2 separate regions of the Homo sapiens genome follow, and region 1 is linked to region 2. A link is a contact called in ENCODE Hi-C or POLR2A ChIA-PET data. All regions are on one chromosome and are shown on one strand. The core of a region is the stretch at or near the end of the contact, and the rest is flanking DNA. Distances in the headings are between cores, read along the strand shown. Region 1 overlaps RFTN1 (raftlin, lipid raft linker 1). Region 2 overlaps OXNAD1 (oxidoreductase NAD binding domain containing 1).

What was found. Hi-C counts contacts between places; a loop is a spot of excess contacts on that map. ChIA-PET counts read pairs that join two places held with the same protein, here RNA polymerase II (POLR2A). Pooled maps may share reads with other maps.
Region 1: a loop to region 2 is called in a map of B cell, with 4 times the contacts of the local background. The contact joins two enhancer-like sites. A Hi-C loop is called at or near these places in 2 of 168 maps with a recorded cell type or tissue (B cell and OCI-LY7), 25 of 37 single-sample maps with no recorded cell type and 6 of 50 pooled maps. POLR2A ChIA-PET finds 5 or more read pairs at or near these places in 1 of 52 experiments (GM12878).

The regions. Positions count from the first base shown.
Region 1 is chr3:16,429,938-16,435,069 of GRCh38, forward strand. It overlaps RFTN1 (raftlin, lipid raft linker 1), which reads right to left. Exons shown (of 10, transcript NM_015150.2): 3 at 3,914-4,100. Among named protein-coding and RNA genes, the nearest start is that of RFTN1, 81 kb to the right of the region's middle. RefSeq lists a silencer at 3,788-3,917. Within about 2 kb of position 1,399, at least 2 of the 41 ENCODE cell types and tissues checked have a DNase peak (open chromatin) inside an H3K27ac peak, as active enhancers do.
Region 2 is chr3:16,285,945-16,291,430 of GRCh38, forward strand. It overlaps OXNAD1 (oxidoreductase NAD binding domain containing 1), which reads left to right. Exons shown (of 9, transcript NM_138381.5): 5 at 398-504. Among named protein-coding and RNA genes, the nearest start is that of OXNAD1, 23 kb to the left of the region's middle. RefSeq lists a silencer at 317-456. Within about 2 kb of position 2,972, at least 9 of the 41 ENCODE cell types and tissues checked have a DNase peak (open chromatin) inside an H3K27ac peak, as active enhancers do.

The DNA.
Region 1 (5,132 bases), core at 149-2,648, 140 kb after region 2:
CTTTTAAAAGCTAACTCATTTCATTTAACAGCATCTATAACTGTCAGAACTTTGGCAGACTTTGTGAAAAGTATCACTTTAACTGTCTGAATTAAAAATTAATCACAAAAGTCTTCCTTTGTTTTGTTTTTACTACTTAAACTCCCTATTGATAAAGAAAAAGTCCGTTTTTTTTTTGTTGTTGTTGTTTCTTGAGACAGGATCTCATTCTGTCACCCAGGCTGAAGTGCAATAACACAGTCACATCCCAGGAGCCTCCAGCTCGTGGGCTCAAGTAATCCTCCCACCTCAGCCTCCCGGGTAGCTGGGACTACAGGCGTGCGCCACTACACCCAGCTAATTTTTAAAATTTTTAGTAGCTACTAGGTCTCTCTACTTTGCCCAGGCTGGTCTGGAACTTCTGAGCTCAAGAGAATCTTCTGCCTTGGTCTCCCAAAGTGCTGGGATTATAGGTGTGAGCCACTGCACCTGGCCTTGATGTTTTTTTGTTTGCTTATTTTTAAGATCGTTGGAGTCTTTTCCCCATAATACAAAAAAAATGCAGTTATTGCATTTGCTAGGAGAGAAAATTCCTGTACTTTAAAATTATATTTTACAATGACTGCTTCCAACCTCCACCACTCCTCCCACCTAATACCATTGGGGCTAGAAGTGGGGATGATCCTCTTGATCATTTTTGCCTCATTTTACATGATAAATTATCAAACTTTTGCATTTTTTTAAAAAAGGCAGTTCCAAAGACTCAACACAAAGTTACCTAAGGAATTTCCTTCTCTGGATCTGCTTGTCCAGGAGTTGAAATGTTCATTAAGTTCATCAGGCAGGCAGTTCAGGAACTCTGGATGAAAGTCAGCTCAAACCCAAGGAGACTGCCAACTTCCCTTTCTTGAAAACCCTCCTGCATACAAAGTCTCATTCCTCTCAACAGTTTGCTCATTTTTGTCTTCTGGAAAGTAAGTTCATTTGTTCATGCTACGTTAGTGGAAGTAAACAACCCCTACTGAGCCCCCAGCTTCACTGCTGGCTTATAATGCACTATTCCCCAAAGTGGTGGTTCTTATTTCTGAAGACGGGCTTCCTCACCCATCTTGTCCCATCAGATAACTTAGAGTTTGGTGCAAGCCTTGCAAATCATGTAGTAACAGCCCCTCATTGTAGCAGCTAGAATACGGAGGCCGAGAAAGATCCATCGATGTGCCCCTTGCACGACACTGCTTACTAGTAGCCAAGTGCAGCCTAGAACGCAGGCCTCCTGGCCACGAGTTCTGTGTTCTTTCTTACCTAGCCTGGTGCTTACAGCTCTCCTAGGAGTAAAGTGGCAAGCCCCAATAGTGTTGCTGAGTGCCAGGCATGAAGCCAGGCAAGAATTAGGTCCTCCACACACTTGCTACTCAAAGTGCGTGCCACGGACCATCAGCATCTGCCCCATCTGGAAACAAGTTAGAAATGTAGAGTCCCAGGCCTCCCCTGAGACCTGCTATATCAGACTCTGCTCTTTAACCATATCCCCAGGAGACTCACAAGCACATTAAAGTTTGAGAAGTGTTGCTCCACAGCAGGGAGAAAAAAAAAAAAAGATACACCTTCACTTTTTGAGTTAAGCTCAGGCCAAGTCCTGAGCTCATGTCACCGCCTATGGCAGATCACACTGAAGGATGTGCCAGTGATCTGACCCAAATGGACTTGTCTCCTTTAAACACTAAGGCCACTCGGATAATCTGCAGAATAGAATCCCTGGAGCCCAGTGGATGCCTTATAGAATCCATACAACTCATTTGTCTGTTTTGTTTCCTTGCTGAAATTCTGATTTACTTACTGACTACTGAGGGGTAAAATGGGGGAAAGGTTGAGTAATAAAAGTACTTCTTTATGGAAGATCAAAGATATCCTCCCCCACTTTCTTTTCCTAAAGTGGTTCTCCACAAGAATTGTGGGTAAAGGAACTCAGCACGTGCTTCATGCCAGGATTAAGAATGCAGGTACGGGAGACAGCCTTCCTGGGAGCAAGGCAGAACTCTGCTTGCTGCCATCCGTGTGACCTTGACAACTCAACATTTGTGTCTCAGTTTTCTCACCTTTAAAATGGGAACAAAGATGACACTTATTTCATAGCCATATGATACAGATGAAATGATAATGATCAAGCCTCACATACAGTGAGTGCTCACTAAATATAAGCTACTGTCATTATACATATCCTATGTGTCAGTGTCACTCAAAACCACTGTGGCCCCCAATCTTCTCATGATTGACCCAGATAATGATCAACAGCCAATCAACCTAAAGGAACCAATAATGGACTGGGCGTGGTGGCTCACACCTCTAATCCCAGCACTTTGAGAGGCCTATGTGGGAAACTCTCTTGAGCCCAGAAGTTCCAGACCAGTCTAGGCAACATGGCGAAACCCGGTCTCTACCCAAAATAAAAAAATTAGCCAGGCATGGTGGCGTGCACCTGTAGTCCCAGTTACCTGGGAGGCTGAGGTGGGAGGATGGCTTAAGCCTGAGAGGCAAAGGTTGCAGTGAGCTGAGATCATGCCACTGTGCTCCAGCCTGGGTGACAGAGTGAGACCCCATCTCAAGGAAATAAAAAAGAAAAGAAAAGAAACCAATATGCAGCCAGGCTCAGTGGCTCACACCCATAATCCCAGTGGTTTGGGAGGCCAAGGTGGGAGGATCGCTTGAGGCCAGGATTTCAAGATCAGCCTAGGCAACATAGCGAGACCTTGTTTCTACAGAAAAAAAAAAGAGAGAGAGAGAGAAAGACAAACTAATACACATAAAAGGCAGACACTGAGAAAAGTCTTGCCCTACCAAAACATGTGTGAATTCTGGGTTCGAGCAAAAACATGCACCACCTTTCACTTTGAATTCTAATGTGTGTTGACGTAATGTGTGTTGATGTAGAGTAAGAGCCCCAGAGCTTGATCAACCATGAAGAAATAAAGGAAAGGAAAGGAAAGAGGAGTCAGTCTTAGACACGCAACCTCATGCCTCACAGCTGTCCCTTATGAGCACACCAGCCAAATGCTTTGTCTACCTGCAAAGTGACTTTAAAAGGAGAGAACAAGGAGGAGCTGCTCTGTACTCCCTTTTTAAAATGTGGCACATGCTGTCATTCCTTCTATGATAGTTGGCCAAAAGACAAATCTGATTTCCTTTCCCAGACTTCATTTTAATTTTTATTTTTATGAAAGCAGGAAAAACATACTGCTCTCTCCATCCCATCCTCACTGTTTTTTTTTTTTAAAAAAATTAATATTGTTCCTTTTGAAAGACTAACCCCACTTCTCTTTTCTTAATTAGGCTCAACTGAAATATAGGCATAAGCATTCAACTGGGCAAGCCAAACTGAAAAACATCCCCAAGCCCTGAAAATCTAAATCAAGACCAAACCAATTATAGCATTTTATTTAGGTGGTGTTTATTTTTTGTATTTTTTTAACTGTCAAGTGATTGACAGAATTTATGGTAGGCGCAAAATGTTAAAGTATTTCTAGACTTTGCGGGAAGACATTAAGTTTGTCTATAGCCTCTAAACAAAATTATTTGTTTTCCAGTCATGCCTTTCAGTTTAAAAGTATTGCACTTTTACTAGCCACATCATTCTGGGCATATGCTTCTTCTGAGGAGACATTTTTCTAGCTGAGTTTAATCCAGTGAGTTAAAAGAGGGAAAGAATGTAAAATGGAACTCTCTACTTGCAGTTGGACATGCATTTGTTTTTCATCGCAGGATGCTAGGAAAGAAACCTCTCTGGTTGTCTAACTGTTTGCCTCACCTGTCTGAGGGCTGAGGCCCTGAGGACAGCATGCAAATTTCAACCCCCAACCCCATCCTCTCACTTCCCCTCCTCTATTGAGCATAACTTAGCCGCAACAGGATGCTACCCATTCACCCGTGGAGGCCTTACCTGTCGGTTTTCTTGATCAGGATGGCTCTAAAGATGTGCTCCAGGGGCGTCTTCTCCCGCTCATGGGTGGGCTGCACGAAGGGGTGCAGGGCCGCCAGCGAGAAGCCCTGCTGGTACAGCTCCAGGAGCTGGGCGGGCAGGTCACGCAGGGAGGCCAGCCTCACTGCTGAGGACCCAGGGAGCTCCGCTGGAGTGGAGAGAGGAGAGGCTCATCAAAGACCCATCACAACGCCCACTCAGCCCTGCCCAAACCCCTCTTCCCTTGCCCTCGGGGAGGATCCTCTAGGTCACTGCTAAAATGAGTTTGTCCCAGTTTTTACTGTCTTCAAACAGACTTTATAAGCAGCCTGTCGTTTTCCAAATCACCCAAAGGCATTAATAATTGGATGTCGGCCAGGCGTGATGGCTCAGGCCTATAATCCCAGCACTCTGAGAGGCCGAGGCAGATGGATCGCTTGAGCCGAGAAGTTTGAGACCAGCCTGGGCAACATAGTAAAACTCGGTCTCTCTTAAACAAACAAACAAACAAACAAACAAACAAACAAAAACAAAAAAACCCCCTCAAAATTAGCCAGTGCTTGTGGTCCTGGCTACTCAGGAGGCTGAGGTGGGAAGATCGCTTGAGCTGGAAATGGGGAGGTTTGCAGTGAGCCATGATAGGGCCACTGCACTCTAGCCTGGGCAACAGAGCAAGCCACTGTCTCAAAAATGAAATAAAATAAAATAATAATGGACTGTCTTAGATCTAGAGTCGTCTTATCAGTGATCACAATGAAAAAGTCATTTCCACCCTCTAAAAAAAAACACACAGAAATAAAGAAAGAAAGGAAGAAGGGAAGGGAAAAGAAGAAAAATACATTGAGCAAATATAAAAATACTAGGTGGCAAAAAGCAGCATAAACAAAGTCAAAAGACAAACTGGAACAAAATTTCTGTGACCCTTAAGACAAAGGGCTAATTTCCTTAAATTTGCAAAACACTCCCCACCCCAAAATAATTTTTAAACGGGAAAAATATATGAATAGGCAATTGCCTTAAAAGTGTAAAAGGCTAACCAATATTTGAAAACACACTTTAATTCAGCATTAGAATTACACAAATAAAAACCAGGAATATTTTCACCTATTGAATTATTTTAAAATTTGGATTTTTAATTTATTTATTTTTGAGAAGGGCAAACAACGTTCAAAAGTCAAAAGGTACAAATGTGTATTCAGTG
Region 2 (5,486 bases), core at 1,722-4,221:
TGCTGATGGAGAATTTAACGGCAGCTCCTTGATAAGACCCTGGCTTGTTTACAGAGTTCCAATTCCCTGAGCTCTTCCCAGAGTGCCTAGCCCAGTGCACAGCACATTGTGGATACTCATCAGATAAATGCCGGTTAAAAGATCCCTTGAATAGATGATTTTTGAATGTAGGATAAAATTAAATTAGTATGATAGCAAGTCTCTCAAAAAAAAGTTAATTAAAATGTATTCACATGGTGGTAGGCTGAACTAAAGCAAAGTGTGTTTTACCTTGTTTGGCAATTTTCAAAAACCACATCTTTGTAGGTTTCAAAAACCTTAGTTCTCAGGATGCCACCATTTGTCCCTTGTGCTGTGTACGCACTAACCTCAGCCACAGTTCATCTTTTGGTTTTAGATTGTGTCAGCAGCTAAGGTGTGTGGAGCTGCCAGTGAGTCACCGTCAGTGAAGAGCCTCCGCTTGCTTGTTGCTGATCAAGACTTTTCCTTTAAAGCTGGCCAGTGGTAAGTGACTTTTCTGTGTTCCATGTATGTATGTTCAAGAAGGTGCCATCAGATAGAAGGTATTATTTTTTCTCCTGGAAAAGGCTAGCCATTCCCTTGAGGAAGAGGAATTCTAAATCATATCTGCTCAGGGTGAGCCTTTGTTGGCACAGAGGATCTGATTCCTTTTCTGGCCTCAGAGCCCACTTGGGTTTTGAGCCCGTGGCTCCCTCAGTCGTATATGAAAATTGCTGTCTTGTGTTTTCCACATTCAAACAAAGCTAGTTCTGGCCCATGGAACTGACAGCTCTGATAATTAGACTCTTCAGGAATGGTTGCTAACAGAATGCACTTCAGTAATCTAATCTCCTTGAGTTACGTGTTGCAGGAGATTCATAGGTTTTTTAAAAGTAGTCTTCTTCGTGTCCAATGCAGAGTAAACAAAGTATCCTGAAGAGAAGAGGAACTAGTGATGTCATCACAGGGCTCACTACCCTCTTGACTGAATTTGTCTATCATATGTACCTTATTTGGGTTGAATTTAAATACTTTGCCTAATTTGTTATCAGGATTCCCCAGTCAGGCCCAGCTCCCCAGAACCCCCACACAAATCATAAGTCTGTCCCATTTGACTCGGGACTGATCAGCATGCTGACTGGGTAACATTTCCTCCGAATGGGGCCTCCCTGAGCTTCAATTCAAGTTCAATTGTAAGGAAAGCAACTTGAATTTCCCTAGGAAAGGTGTGTTTGGGTGTGTGTGTCCTTTATTTTAATAAAGCATTCATTTCTAAATGGATTTCTGGCATGTCAGTCTTGATAGTGTTTCTTAGGAGTCACTTGACTAATTTTGGCAGTCCATCTGGAAATGTGGTTTTGTTAGAAGGAGGATGTGTGATAATAGCAAGTGTGATAATAGCAAGAGTTAGCAGTCTTGTGTGTTAATAGTTTGCCTTTGAATTTAGAACTAGAAAACAAGATGCTGATTGCAATAATTTGGGTTTGTGAAGCAATTTACTGCAATCTTTGCACATGTTCGATGATACACATTAAATGCATTTTGCCTGTTTTAGGGGGCGGGCAACATATTTACCCTTCAAAAATGGTTTAGCAGTCATTATATTGAAAAGTGGAAACTTTAATTGTAATGATCTGTTTTCCATATTTCCTTTCTGTGGAAATGTTTGTGTCCTGTGCAAAGCACTGTCTCCGTGCCTTCAACTCTGAATCCTGCCAAGACTCAGACCCAGCCTCCTGGTTAGGAAAAGCCTGTGCATTGGTTATTGTGCTGCCACCGTGGTGTGCCTGCAAGTGTAATGCACTTGCTAACCTCAGTTACCTGATAAGAAAATGTCCTCATTCCCTAGTGATATTTGTAGAAATAGAGTCCTACTGTGATTCTCAAGATGAAATGATTTGGGATTGGTGTCATGTATACCATCCCAATGAATGGATTTGGCCATTTCACTGAATTTAGGCCTGGTTTTCGTATGTGCCTGTCAGACTTCTTCGGAGGTCGGACTTGGCGGGTAAGGATCACTGGCTGGTAGTGTGTGACGCTTTCCCTCCCAGGTGTTGATCAGCATTCATTCCAGGCCCCTGGGCCCTCCTCTTTCAACAAATTTTACCCTTACCATTGATTTATGGTTCTAGGGGTTGTGAGTTCCTTTTGATATTTGACCTTATGGTCACAGAATGGCCATTTTGCTGAGGTTGGCGGTGTCTGTCCCTTCCATGCTGTTGCTTGAATGGCTTTGTGCTCTAGGCTGTCTCAGACCATCAGCTTGGTAGTAACAGCCATGTGGTACTTTGGAGAAGAGGGCAAGGATTAGGGATAGGAAGTGAGGATGTGGCTGCCATGCAGTTTGTGTAGGTAGGATTATCAGACTGGAGAGCTGCTAGAAATCAAGGAGAGGGTTGCTGTTGGGCTTATCTTTGGGGTAAGAGATTGGGCCGTGATTCCACATCTCTGAATTTTTGACCAGTGGCTTCCTCTGACACCTACCAAACTCTGAGAATGAGGTTCCAGGCACAACTCTAACTAAATAAATGAATGTTGTCTGTGACTAGCTGGAGCTTTGGCCACAGATCCCCATGTAGACACCTTCAGCATAGATCAGATATAGGCCTCAAGGGGCTCTTTTTGCACTACACTGTATTCTTACTGGGCCTTGCAGAGAGGGCTGGTTCCTGTAGCAATAAACCAGTTCCAAGAACTGTAGCAATCCAATCCCGAGAGAAAGGCCAAAGGCAGAACCACCTCAAAACATCTCTCACATGAGCAGGGTTGAACTTCTTGGTTCATCTTACTAGTAGGCCTACCACTTGCTAGCTCCTTGGTGAGGCCTGCCCTTGACCAGAATTCCTCCTCCCTTGGGGTGGAAAGCTTGGCACTCACTCTTGGGTCTGGAGCATGCCACCACTGGTCCTCACACAGTGTGCAGCTGCCCTGAGTTTCTAGATTCACATTTGGCTGTGGTGCTCACTGCCTGCCTCTGGCATTGGTTATGCTACTGTGGGTAGCAGTGTATTGTCGCCTAGTGCCCTGGAGACTGCTCAGCTCACATGCTTGCTTTCTACCAGCCAGCTCTGTGATGTGGTCAGTTTCCTTATTTGTCTGGGCTTCAGTTCTCATATCTTCAAAGAGGGAGCAGTAGTATTCCTACGTTTTGGGATATTTAAAGTGTTTAGCATAATGCCTACTGTTAACTTCATTTGTTTGATTTTAGCTTTTGTTATTGCTAATAAGTATTTCATTCAGTTAGATCATATGTGCTGATAAGGCCCAGGGGACAGATTCCAATTCTTATCTCCTTGGTCAGTTTCCCTGCACTGAAGCTGTTGATTGGAAGAGTGGCAGGCCAGGCAGGAGTGGGGGCTTATCACCACCATGTCACCACTGATGCCCCAGTCAGTACTCAATCCACACTTGGCTGGGTATAGCTTGCCTCCTGAGGGGAAGTAAGGCCAAAGCATTTTCACAGAGTGGAGGGAATTCCTGGTCCTAGTGTGTCTGACTTTCTACAAGATAACATAAGTTTAGATGCTAGAAAGCAACTTTGAGCCCTGCTGAGAGAAAGAGGACACCAAGAAGAAACACTGGAGGAGCAAGATTAGAGAAATAAGACTTTATACCTACCCTTGAGCAGGGCTGCCACACTGTAGATAGATAATATCCTTGCAACCTACACAAGCATGTGTGGCAGCCCTGATTCTCACAGGACTGCACATAACATAGCACTGTATTCCTTGGCATCTTTTTCAAACTGTGTCCTCCCCCATTACTCATCTGGTAAGCATTGTGTGTCTTTTAAGACTGTTTAAAGGGCATCTCTTCTGTGAAGTCTTTCTTAATTCCTGTACTCCTGGTAGAATTGACTCCTCCTTCCTCTGCCTTGCCTCGCTACGCTAAGCAGATTTTATCATTGCCCATTTAATTGTATGTATTTGTTAATTTTCCTCCTCTTAGAGTGGGTTCATTGAGGGCAGCAACTAAGACATATGTGCATCTTTGTACCTCCAGCAAGTACCACAGTGCCTGTATATGGTAGGCAGGTGCTCTCTTAGATGTTTGCATTAAGTGAATGAGTGAGGGGCTCTGAGAACTGTAGGCAAGGACTAAAGAGTTCTGGGATCTCATAGTATAGCTGCTGTGTGCTTGGCACTGGGGCTCCCTTTGTGGACAGGACCTGGCTGCCTGGTGTGTCATGGTTGGATGTGGACATCCACTGCTTCACCGCGCACCTAGGCTCCTTCTGCATACACTCACTCATTGGGTATATAGTAAGGGCTTTAACTCATGGCTCCAAGAGTGCTCATCCTGCAAAGGACATTTTTAAAGGTGTGTGTTTAAGGTATAATTCTTTCTTGGACAGATGTTTTATGAAATATGTATTGTGCATATTTTCTTAAATCCATTCAGATGAAGTTTTTATGTAACTTAAATTCTTCTGTATTTTTTAATGAAGGAGTCCTTTTTTTCCAAAGGTAGCTTTCCAGAGTTACTAGAGAAGAGGGTTGGTTCCCTTTCATTCAACTGAGAGAATGGCCTTCATCAGCATTGAGCAGCAGAGGGCACTGTAGTTCAGGAGATGAAGCAGCAAAAGTAGCTTATTAATGTATTTATTTTTTAAACATGGAAATAATGGAGATTTTTGTATACCTCCTCTGTGATAGCATATAGCAACTGTGTTAACAAATGCTAACGATAGTCTTTTAAATTTTTATCTTGTCAGAAATGAAAAGAAAGTTAAAGTACTCATGGAAAAGAGTCAAGTGAAAATAGGTTAAAGTTGGCCAAAGACCTTTTCTGGAGCACTTCCAATCCAGAACTGGTTTTTAAACACTTATAATAAATGACTGGAAATGTAAGGCCATAGACTGCAGGAGAATATTTTTTTAAGGTCATAGATCAGATTAGAGAACATCTTTTGCTTTTCTTTTAGGCCTGTATGTAGGTAAGCAACTGGGGAAGGATGATACTTTTTGCTCTTGTGATGGCTGTGAAACACCTAGATTGGATGTTTATGTTTCCCAGATATGGGGATGAGAATTTTTTGTGGTTCTGTGTTCCAATACATTTTTCTTGGTATGTGACTAGGTTTATTGCATTTCCTAGAATCCTCACCAAAAAAGGGTTTCTGTGGCATAGAATTATTGAAAGCTTGAAACCCAGGAGTTCTAGACTACAGGATGTGGTTAGAAGAAAAGAAGGAAACGTTAAGACTTGTGTAACTCAGAGGCCATATCGGCCTATTAAGTCTGTCAAATACTAGTGGGAGAGTTTTTGTTGCTTTTCTTGACCCTTTTTTCATACTTTTTAAAACTTAAAAAGACTGTTATGTTGAGATATATTCATATAAAATTCAAACATTTAAAGTGTACAATTCAGAGGTTTTAGTATATTAACAGAGTTGTGCAGCTATCAGCACAATCACATTTAGAACATTTTTATCCCAGAAAGAAACTCTGTAATGATTCTTATTCATTCCCTATCCTCCTGCC